Linked DNA regions of Homo sapiens: region 1 is linked to region 2. A link is a contact called in ENCODE Hi-C or POLR2A ChIA-PET data. All regions are on one chromosome and are shown on one strand. The core of a region is the stretch at or near the end of the contact, and the rest is flanking DNA. Distances in the headings are between cores, read along the strand shown.

The links. A loop is a pair of places that touch in the nucleus more often than their neighbours do. ChIA-PET counts read pairs that join two places held with the same protein, here RNA polymerase II (POLR2A). Pooled maps may share reads with other maps.
Region 1: a loop to region 2 is called in a pooled map, with 2.6 times the contacts of the local background. The contact joins two enhancer-like sites. A Hi-C loop is called at or near these places in 1 of 37 single-sample maps with no recorded cell type and 4 of 50 pooled maps. POLR2A ChIA-PET finds 5 or more read pairs at or near these places in 2 of 52 experiments (OCI-LY7 and WTC11).

The regions. Positions count from the first base shown.
Region 1 is chr3:119,624,314-119,629,285 of GRCh38, reverse strand. PLA1A (phospholipase A1 member A) reads right to left here. Exons shown (of 11, transcript NM_015900.4): 9 at 4,054-4,162; 10 at 421-585. Among named protein-coding and RNA genes, the nearest start is that of PLA1A, 29 kb to the right of the region's middle. RefSeq lists an enhancer at 4,962-4,972. Within about 2 kb of position 1,690, at least 15 of the 41 ENCODE cell types and tissues checked have a DNase peak (open chromatin) inside an H3K27ac peak, as active enhancers do.
Region 2 is chr3:119,400,274-119,405,274 of GRCh38, reverse strand. It overlaps ARHGAP31 (Rho GTPase activating protein 31), which reads right to left. Exons shown (of 12, transcript NM_020754.4): 10 at 2,878-3,453. LOC124906273 (a long non-coding RNA gene) reads left to right here. Exons shown (of 2, transcript XR_007096027.1): 1 at 1-908; 2 at 2,678-5,001. Among named protein-coding and RNA genes, the nearest start is that of TMEM39A, 61 kb to the left of the region's middle. Within about 2 kb of position 3,659, at least 2 of the 41 ENCODE cell types and tissues checked have a DNase peak (open chromatin) inside an H3K27ac peak, as active enhancers do.

The DNA.
Region 1 (4,972 bases), core at 441-2,940, 230 kb before region 2:
TGCAATCACCTACAATTAAGAGCCAGTTCCTGTGGTCCAAGTGCCCAGGGGTGGTAAGGTTAATGACATAAATGCCTTTAGAGGAAGGGAAAGGGGATGTGGATTCTGGATCCACACCCATGAATGTGACCCATGACACAGTTGGAGTGGAGGCCACAGAGGAGAAAATATGCAATGAGAAAACTTTGTTCTAATAAAATCTTACATAGAAACCAAATATGCAGAACAAATACAGTGGAATTTCCCCAACCCAAGATGGTCCCACAGGAGGTTCTGGAAAACACCGGGTGTCTGTCATCTCTGCTTCTAAGATGATAATCACTATGATGAGATTGAACCTCAATAGGCAGCACATCTAATGCCAAGACTGGTCTTTGATGTGTGAGTGCATCTGGTGCAGAGGTGAATACTGGGGCTTACCTGTCATTGACAGGCAAAAGGGCAGTGCAGAACTTCCCAATAATGGTAGTCCGGTCTTTTTTCCAAACTCGGTTGGAAGACTGAAACTTGAATTTCACTTGGTTTATCTGGCATTGTGGGGTGGCATGGGCTATGATTCCTTTCCCATAGCGTTGCTGCTTAGGTCTGCAAGAAAAGGGTAAAGGGAAAGTAAATGACTGTAGCCCTTACCACCTGTACTTCCCCTTTGGCTCCGATCGGGCTCTGCTGGTGGCACTGGTTGGCTGTCATGCACCAAGGGGTTAGCTCCTTACCACAGTCCTTTGTGTCACCTTCACCAGCCCCTCTGCCCACACCTACAGCTTTGAATATGACCAAGAAAGTAGTTGTTGATTTTTTAGAATAAACAAGTGGACACTGCAACAAAATAGTAGCTCCTGGATTTTCATATCTGGAAAAACTGTTCCTCGTTCTTGGATTCCTAGCTGGAGGAGATCTTCACCTTCAGATCTAATTACCCAGAAGTAGAAACCCTCTTTTAGGACATTCCTTTTCAAAGAATTCTGTGTAAGGACTTTTCTGTTTTAGGCTAAGTATGAATGTGTGGGTGGAAACAGCAACAAGAAAACATCATGAAGCGCAGACAGAGTTGGGTGGAACCCAGGTTTGTCTTCCCAGCTGTATGGCTTTGGACAAGTTACCTAAGCTGGCAAGGTGGCTGTGGAGTCACATAGCAACTAGGTGTAAGTTCCAGCTTCCCTACATGCTGCTATGAACTTGAACCGTAGGGTTTGGTTCATACTGACTTCAGCTGAGGAGACTCAGAGTGAAAATGGCATCCAGTTCTGTCTTAACCCAGCCTCTTGGCTTTGCCCCCCCAGATTCCCTTTATGTTTAAAGATTCAGGCACCACTTTGGACTGAGACAAAGATGAGGGAGGAGTATGAAGTGATCAACCTAGCAGGGTGCTTCCAAAAGGGCTGTGGTACCCCCTAGGTACTAGGTACTGGAGACAAAAGCAAAAAATCGTGAGATTCAATGAGGAAAGTCTTCACGCTGAGTGCAAGGCACAGCCCAGCCAGCAGATCCTGAGGGTGGTGAGTGGGGGATCAAGGAGGGCGCCCAGCAGAGCTGCACCACCCAGCTAGGGAAGGAATTTGACTTGTGGGGCCCTTTGTGATCCTCCCTGGAATCCAAGTGGGACTCTGAAAAAGAGGAAAGAAGGAGGGCGCTGCGTTCCTCTCGGCGGGGGCAGGGGTGGTGTGGGGAACCACCCTTGCCAACTGGGTTTCCTGTTCCTTTCTGGCCTTCGCAGAGTGGTGATAGGGCCTCTTTGTGTTCTTTTTAGTCCAGTGTTAGTCATATCACTTGTTTTTTCCTTCTGAGGGAAGATCATGTATAATTTTGTTTAAAAACCATTCCCTCTTTTTTTAAATTCACAAGTCTTTTGAAATATTACAGAGGGAATAAATAAGATTGTTTCCTTTAAGCTTAGACTGAAGAGTTTGTAAAATACAAGGAATATGAAAAATCTTTTAAGTGAGTGGTTTGGGGAGTTGGCCCAGGTTAATTCTCCAATTAGAAGGAAATCTTAGCGTCGCATAAAGCTATAGAAATTTGGAAAAAGACCACACATAACCTCCCCGTTTTTCCCCCAATTTCTGATCTGCAAGAAGTGAATCATGTTCTGGTGCCTTCTTCAAAAGAGTTATGTGAACCTCTTCATGGAGGAGGAAGCGCTAATCTGTGGATGTTGACTGGAATTACTCGGGGAGCTTTTAAAATGTAGCTGTGGAGCCTATGCCCAGAGACCCTGATGTGATTGGTCTGGGTTGGGGGGCTTGGCGTCAGTATTTTTTAAAGCTCTCCAGGTGATTCTAACGTGCAGTCAGGGTTGTGGGTCATTTTCATGACTCCTGCCAGTGTTGCTGGACCTACCAATGGGCTAGAAGATGATGAAAACACCCTTCTAGAAGTAGCACAACCTTGAGCGGGTCTAATGAAAGGTACTTGGCTTACTGATATCCAGCCACAATCTGCAAGGCTCTGTGGGCACCTGCAGGCCTGTGCTGGAATCCTGATGGCTGTACCTAGCTGTGTGACTTTGGGTGAGCCAGAAGGAACACCAGCTAGTGGCCACGGTTTTGGGAGTGAAATGCACTCCTTCCAGCAGAAACTTGTAGTGCCTCACAGCAGAGTTCATGTCCAACATCCCAACCCGAGAAATATCTCCAAACTCACATCTGATCTCATCACTGTCCTGTTTAAAACTCCCAGTGGCTCTCCAAACTACTCTCAGGATAAAAACCTGTCCTTCAAGGCCTGGCAGGGTCTGGCTCTGACTTGCCTCTCCAGCCTCACAGCATCCCCACAACCCCAAATCTGTGCTCCAGACACACCAGAGGTGTCACATTCTCTCTAAGCCTGGCCTGGGTAGCTCCTGGAAAGCCTGCTCATCATTTCCTTGGACTCAGTCAGACTCTGTCTTCTATGCTGTCACTCTCAGGGCATTGCTCACTCATTTAAGTGTGTGTGCACTGGTCATTTCCCTGTTTGCTCTGGACTGATCTATTCCCCTGCAGGTTCCCCCACCAACAGGTTCCAGTGAGGTCTAACCCAGTGGAAGCATGCTCAGGTGGGTGGCTGCTTTGGGCAGGGGTTCCAGAGGGGCCGCACTTCCCATGGGTTCAGCTCCTGCCAAGCAGCCTTCCCTGTGGACCCAGCTTTGCCAACTCCACTCCTGCTTTGTCCCTCTAGCCTAGGGTTGTATTGGCTCCTGTTGTGATTAATCTCTGCATTGTGTCCCCATCTCTGTTTTCCAGCTCATCCAACACACTTGTAATGAGTTCACTGTGCTAAATTCCTTCTCTTGGACCTCCTCTGTTTTCCTGACCGGACTCTCACTGAGACAGTGACATTATCTGACAATCTGTCTCCCGCTGGCTTGTGAATAACTAACCGGTTGCTTTTTAAAGAAGCATGCACCATGGCTGCTGACTTCCTATCCCCTGCAGGCTGTGGCTCCCTACAGTTGGGGTTCCTTGCCCTCTCACTTCAAGCGTAGTCCCACCAGCCCCCAAGCCCAAGTCTGCCCCAACAAAGGAAGGGAATGACTACCCCCAGTTTCAGGAATCACCCAGCACCAAGCCCTCCTGGCCGCTAGTCTGGCCCTCAGCTCGCACTCCGTTGCTGACTGACCCTGTGCCTCAGATTCCATTCTGGTAACTGACCCAGAACTGCTCTCCTTTCCCAGGAGTGGGTGCTCTCCAGGCTCTGGCTAGCCCTTCCTGGGCTGGTGACTGAGGCCCTCCTCCCTACTGACATCCCTGATACCCGCACTGTCTGGATTCCAGAGTACTGTTTCCTCTCAGGGACCTGATTCCTATGTCCTCTCCATCTGTTGGGACATGCCATCCCTGCTGCCTGCTTGCCCTGCCTACTCTCATCTGAATCTGCTATACTTGGACCCACTACTGAACAGCTCCTCAGCATGTGTCTGTGGCTGGATCTATAGTAGGTGCTGCCCCCAGCCAAGCCGGCTGGGCCCATGCATCAGCAATCACACAGTCCCTGACCTGGGATGTCCATGTGTGTAAAATGAAAAAGTAACCAACTCCTAAGGGGAGGAGTCAACCAGGTGGGACACTTACGTACATGGTGATCTTAGATGAAGAGGTGATGTTACTGCTAAGGAAGGTAACCTCGATGTTGGTGTCCTTGTTTCTCAGTTCCTTCAAGTGAAACTCCACGAGGCTGTGATGCACTAGGAAACCAAAGCACAACAGAGACTGGCCAGAGGGCAGAAGGTGCAATGGGCAAAAACCCCAGAGAGCAGCAGTGTGGTTGGGAATCTTGGCTCTATCTCTTAGTGGCTGTGTGCCCAGGAGCAGATCACCTATAATCTCAGGTCCTCAGTTTCCTCAAGTGCAAATTGAGGATAATAAAAATAGACACTTGGCTGGGCGCAGTGGTTCACGCCTGTAATCCCAGCACTTTGGGAGGCCGAGGCGAGTGGATCACCTGAGGTCAGGAGTTTGAGACCAGTCTGACCAACATGGTGAAACCCCATCTCTACTAAAAATATAAAAATTAGCCAGGTGTGGTGGCGGGTGCCTGTAATCCCAGCTACTCAGGAGGCTGAGACAGGAGAATCGCTTGAACTCAGGAGGCAGAGTTTGCAGTGAGCAGAAATTGCACCACTGCACTCCAGCCTGGGCGGCAGAGCAAGACTCCGTCTAAAAAAAAAAAAAAATAGATACCCTAGGTCTGAAATAAGTGGGTTAATATGTATGAACTTCTCAGGACAGTGCCTGTGCCTAGGAAGCATTCAGTAATGTTAGTTTTTGTTATTTTGTAATACTAATGTTTTACTTCCCCTTGTTTGCTGACATATTCATGGTGGGATGATCTTGAATGAGCCAAAATGCATCTATCATATACGGCTATCTTTTGTTTGTGTCCCCTCCGAGTTCATGTTTAAACTGAATGCTCTGTGCAACAGTACTGAGAGGTGGGGCCTTTGAGGGAAGGGATTAAGTCATGAAGGCTCTACTATCATGAATGAAATAGTGCC
Region 2 (5,001 bases), core at 2,410-4,909:
CTATATTATAGCAGCTTAGCCTGTACCTTAACTAATAGAATCAACTAATGAGTTTATAAGGTAGGCTTGCTCCTGATTAAAAAAAATAGGGCAAAACAAATTTTTGTAGGTGTTATAGAATCATATTTCAGATGCACTAAAATAGAACTAAGAGAATTCTATTGTAAGTTCTTTAGTAAAAGAATGGGGCAACTCCTAATATCTCTTAGGGAAATTCTGGATTTTCATTTATCAAGTTTCTGTAAAGCTATATGTTTATTCTGATCTTCCTTAACAAGCGTTTCTAGAAGGGGATGCAGAGAGTGTCGGTTGTAATTTTTAAACCAGCCCATAAGCTCATCCTTCACTTTCAGAAGGATTCGGTTTGTTGTCCTTTCTCCCCACCAGCTGAGGATGAGGTTAGCAGGACATGCTCTTGAATCAGGTAAAAGTCAGATAATCAACCATGATGATTACATTGATTAATCCTTCAATTTTTTCATTCAGAGTAATCAGTATTTACAATCATTTAACTTTAGTTAAAATGCACTACTTACTCGGTATCTCTACGCTTTGGGTCACACTGGAATTTCACTTAGATTGGCCAAAAGTGGGAGAGTTGGTTTGACCAGAGCAACTAAAAGTTTAATTGGGTAACCTGGAAAATTGCCTTTAATTCTTTTTCTTTTGCCCCCTGCTACTGCACAACAGAAAGAAAAATATTTAATTAATGAAGGTGAAGTTCTCCACATGGAATAATCATGGAAGAAGATAAGACACTGAAGTTAACCTCACCCCGTCAGAGAGCAGGGTGAGGGGACCTGTTGCCCCTGAGCCTCTCAGCAGCCCCCTTCCACCCTCAGTCTCAGATCTGGATGGCTGCCTTCCACAAGGCCCCTCTTTCTGCCCTGACTGCCCATTGGCCACAGGTAGGAAGGCAGGCTGGAGTCTCCATTAGTGTCTTTCCCAGACCAACTTAATACAAAATGTGTATTCTTATTTATAGAGAGGAGAGAGGGGGAAAAACGGATAACAGACTGTCTCTAAAAGACCCCATGGGGCCCAGAGACCTATTCTTCCAGAGAGGATAACAAATCTCACAAAAGCCTTTGGAAACACTGTTTTCCTCAAAGCCTTCACTCCCTCCCCTATCCCTCATCCTGCTGCCCATGACATCTTGCTGCCCATGACCCACACCAGCCCATGACATCGTTTTCCAGACAAGGCATCACTTGATACCCCGAGATTTGCTCATCTGCGTACCCATCCTGAAAGGAAATGGGAGGAAGGGACTAATATTTACTCACATCTTCTGTGAGCCAAACTATGGACAGGTATTTTATGGACATTTTCCCATTCAGACCTCACTACAGCCTTTGGGATAGGAGTCTCCCCAGCTTTGCAGATGAGAAACAGGCTCCAAAATTTCCCACTGCCAAACTGACAAAAAGCAGTAAAGCTAGCATCCGAATCAGCCCAGTTGGGTTCCAAAACCTACATACTTCCCACAACATGTAGCTGCTCAGAATGCCCTTTCTCTTCTTTTCTGCATGGAGAAACCCTACCCATTTATGAAGGCTCAGTCCAAATGTCACCTCTTCTAAATCTTCCTGGAATCCTCCTGAGAGGACTGTCTCTCCTTCATGCCCTTGCCATCTGTTAGGAACACCTCTTTCATGATGCTTTGGGTACCTAACCCCTCCCTAATTCCAAAAATCCTGAGGAGGCTCTTATGCTGCTTCCATAGGCTGACCCTGTGCTGAACTTCAGTGCAGAGTTTCAATTTCCCTTCTTAGTTTTTGAGCTCACTGTGGGGAAGGGATCATGTCTTAACAATCTTTTAACTCCACAGCCCATAGTGAACACAGGAGGGAGCGTGGTATAGTGTTACAAGCATGGATTTTTTTAAAGTCTGGATTAAAATCCTGGTGTTTCCACTTCCTTGCTATGAGTGATTCAGCAAATAAACCATTCCTCTTTAAGGAAATGGGGATAATAGTGACTATCTATATCATAGGATAGAGGGGAGAAATGAGATAATATTTGCAGGACACTTAGGAGAGTGCCTGACAACCTAATAGGTGCTGAAAATGACTAATATTAACGGAAAAGAAACATTCCTAAATCACAATAAACATTTGTTGGTTTGATTGTCAGCCACCCTTTCCTTTGGGGTTCTCCCTGCTTCCATTTTATGTGGCCCATGTTTGCTTGTTAATTAAAGAAACTCTCTTCACTCCAGACACACCCAGAGACTCAAGTCTGGCCAATCTCAGAACCCAATTAGCTGGAAACAGTGATTGGTCCAAGGCTGGGCATGGGACTCAGGCAGATCCAATCAGAATCCTTCCTGCATTTGATATCAGAAAATTGGGAGAGGGATGCTCTTTCTCGTTGCTAGGGTTGCTAGCCATGTTGTCTGCAAATATAAAGTAGAAATAAGGATGGGTGGATGGAAAGAGAAGGAGACTGGAAGAACTGAATCCCCAATTCCAGCTCTGCAGCTCTGCATTCCATTCTGTGAGTTTTTCTCCTGCCTTCTCACTCTGTGAGCAAATAAAATAATAATAGGTAATATTTATTATATACTTATTGTATGTAGACACTGTTCTGAGAGCTTCATATGTATTAAATAATTTAATATTTACAACAAACTTATGAAAAAGGTATTATTAACATAATTATTCCCATTTTACAGATTAAGAAACCGAGGCACAGAGTGGTTACATTAACCTGCTGAAGATCACGCAGTAAAATGGCAGAGCGTGGATTTGTACCCAATCGGGCTCTAGAGCCCACAGGCTTAACCACCGCACTATATTGCCTTGCAAACTCAAGCAAATTTAAGTCTGGTTTTTCTCTCTTGCAACGGAAAGATACCCTCTCTCCTCTACTTACCTGCAGAAGTCTCAGCTCCCAGCGGTTTCTCTTCTTCTGGCCAGCCTCCGCTCTCTGATCCATGAAAAGAAAACTCTTCCAGGCTGGAAAGAGACTGCAGCTCCTTCGGGGGTGTTCTGCACGGCGTGCTGTTGGTGCTGATGACTGCGGACACGCGGAGCGGCACAGATACCGCAAAGGGCTCGGAGATGTTCAGCGCCTTGCGCTGGTTACGCGGCGAGGGCTCCATCTGGAAGAGGCTGCTGGTGAAGACGGATTTGCTAGGGCTGTCGTTCGAAGTGTAGAACATACCCAACATCTTTGGGGCTGTTTGCTCGCTCTCCGGATCCTCAACAGGCCGGAAAACCTTCAGCTGTTCCGGTGGGGGCCGGGCCTGAGCGCCCTGGAGATGGCTGCGATCACTGCTCACATCAAAGCCACCCTCAGCCCCGGGAGGCATCCCCTCCTGGCCCCATTCGCCCTCCTGCTTGGTGAGGTCACATGAGCTGCCGGTGCCGGTGGAGTGCATCTTTGTTGCTGGAATGAAAAATCCACCGGTGGTAACTGTTCGATTGAAATTTCCCTTGGTTTCTTTTCCTAGTAAAAAGGAACAAGTGTATGGTCAGCAGCCGGGGCACACATACAATAGCAGGCCTTCCAGTAAGGGCAGGCACACGACATTTGAATACTAGAGAGGCACAGCATTCTAACAGGGGCATAACCGCCCAGATAAAGACAGGTAACATCTGGATGACAAAAGAGAAAGCACTTCCTCATATGCACAGAATTTCAGCATGATGCTTTGGTAGGTTCATTTGCTGTTGTGCCATACAGATCACTTTTAAACTTTGCAGGTAGAGCAGTTTTCAAAAAAAGATTACTGCTAAAGTTGCTAAACAGAGCCATCATCTACTAGGCATTAAATGTAGACCATGAAAAAATAAAGAGACAGATGGGAGGCGGTAGGATGATGTTTGCTCAAAATGAAGAAGACAAAAAGGAAAAATAAACAGAATCTTGTCTTATTTTAGAACTTTAAAACTTTTTGTTTTAAGTTTTCTCTGGCAGATGGACCCAGACAGGGGGGTTTGATTTCCCAGCAAGGAAACAAATGCTATTAACAACTAGACCTTCCCCACCTTTTCTCAGGCTTCTTCCTGTTGATTCAGAGGATGAGAAACTAGAAATGTAAATTAACTAACTGTTAGAAAGCACAGTTGTGAGGAGTGAATTTTTTTTTTTTTTTTTGAGATGGAGTACAGCTCTGTCGCCCAGGCTGGAGTGCAGTGTCGTGATCTCGGCTCACTGCAACCTCCACCTCCCGGGTTGAAGTGATTCTCCTGCCTCAACCTCCTGAGTAGCTGGGATTACAGGCACCTGCCACCGCGCCCGGCTAATTTTTGTATTTTTAGTAGAGAGGAGATCTCACCATGTTGGCCAGGCTGGTCTTGAACTCCTGACCTCAGGTGATCTGCCTGCCTCGGCCTCCCAAAGTGCTGGGATGACAGGCATGAGCCACTATGCCCAGACCAAGTTCTTGACTTAGAAATAAAGGCAAGGAAGAGAAAAGCCTACGTGGGAAGTAAATAAGCTTGGAGATGATACGCGAGTTGCCAGGAATCTAGAAAATAATTTCTAACTTGGTACTAAGCACTAAACTGGGCATCTTACATAACTGTATGCTTAAAATTCTTATGACCACCCTGTAAGGAAGTGTAATGATCTTTAACACATGAGGACATCGAGACTCAGCAGTTAGATGACCTAATACTCACATGCCATGTATATAAAAACCTATATGTTGAAATATTAACTCCTGCAAAACTGGGCAATAACTGCCAAGAAGTTTCCAAACCAAAGCAAATAGATGAATATAAAAGTAAGAAAATGCTGAAAGTATCGAGTTAACTTAAGAAGATCTCACTGAGTGTTATACAGGTTTAGAATTATTATTATTTTTTTTTTGAGACAGGCTGGAGTGCAGTGGCGCAATCTCAGCTCACTGCAATCTCTGCCTCCTGGGTTCAAACGATTCTCGTGCCTCAGCCTCTGCCTCCTGGGTTTAAGTGATTCTTGTGCCTCGGCTTCCTGAGTAGCTGGAATTATAGGCATGCACCACCACGCCTGGCTAATTTCTTGTATTTT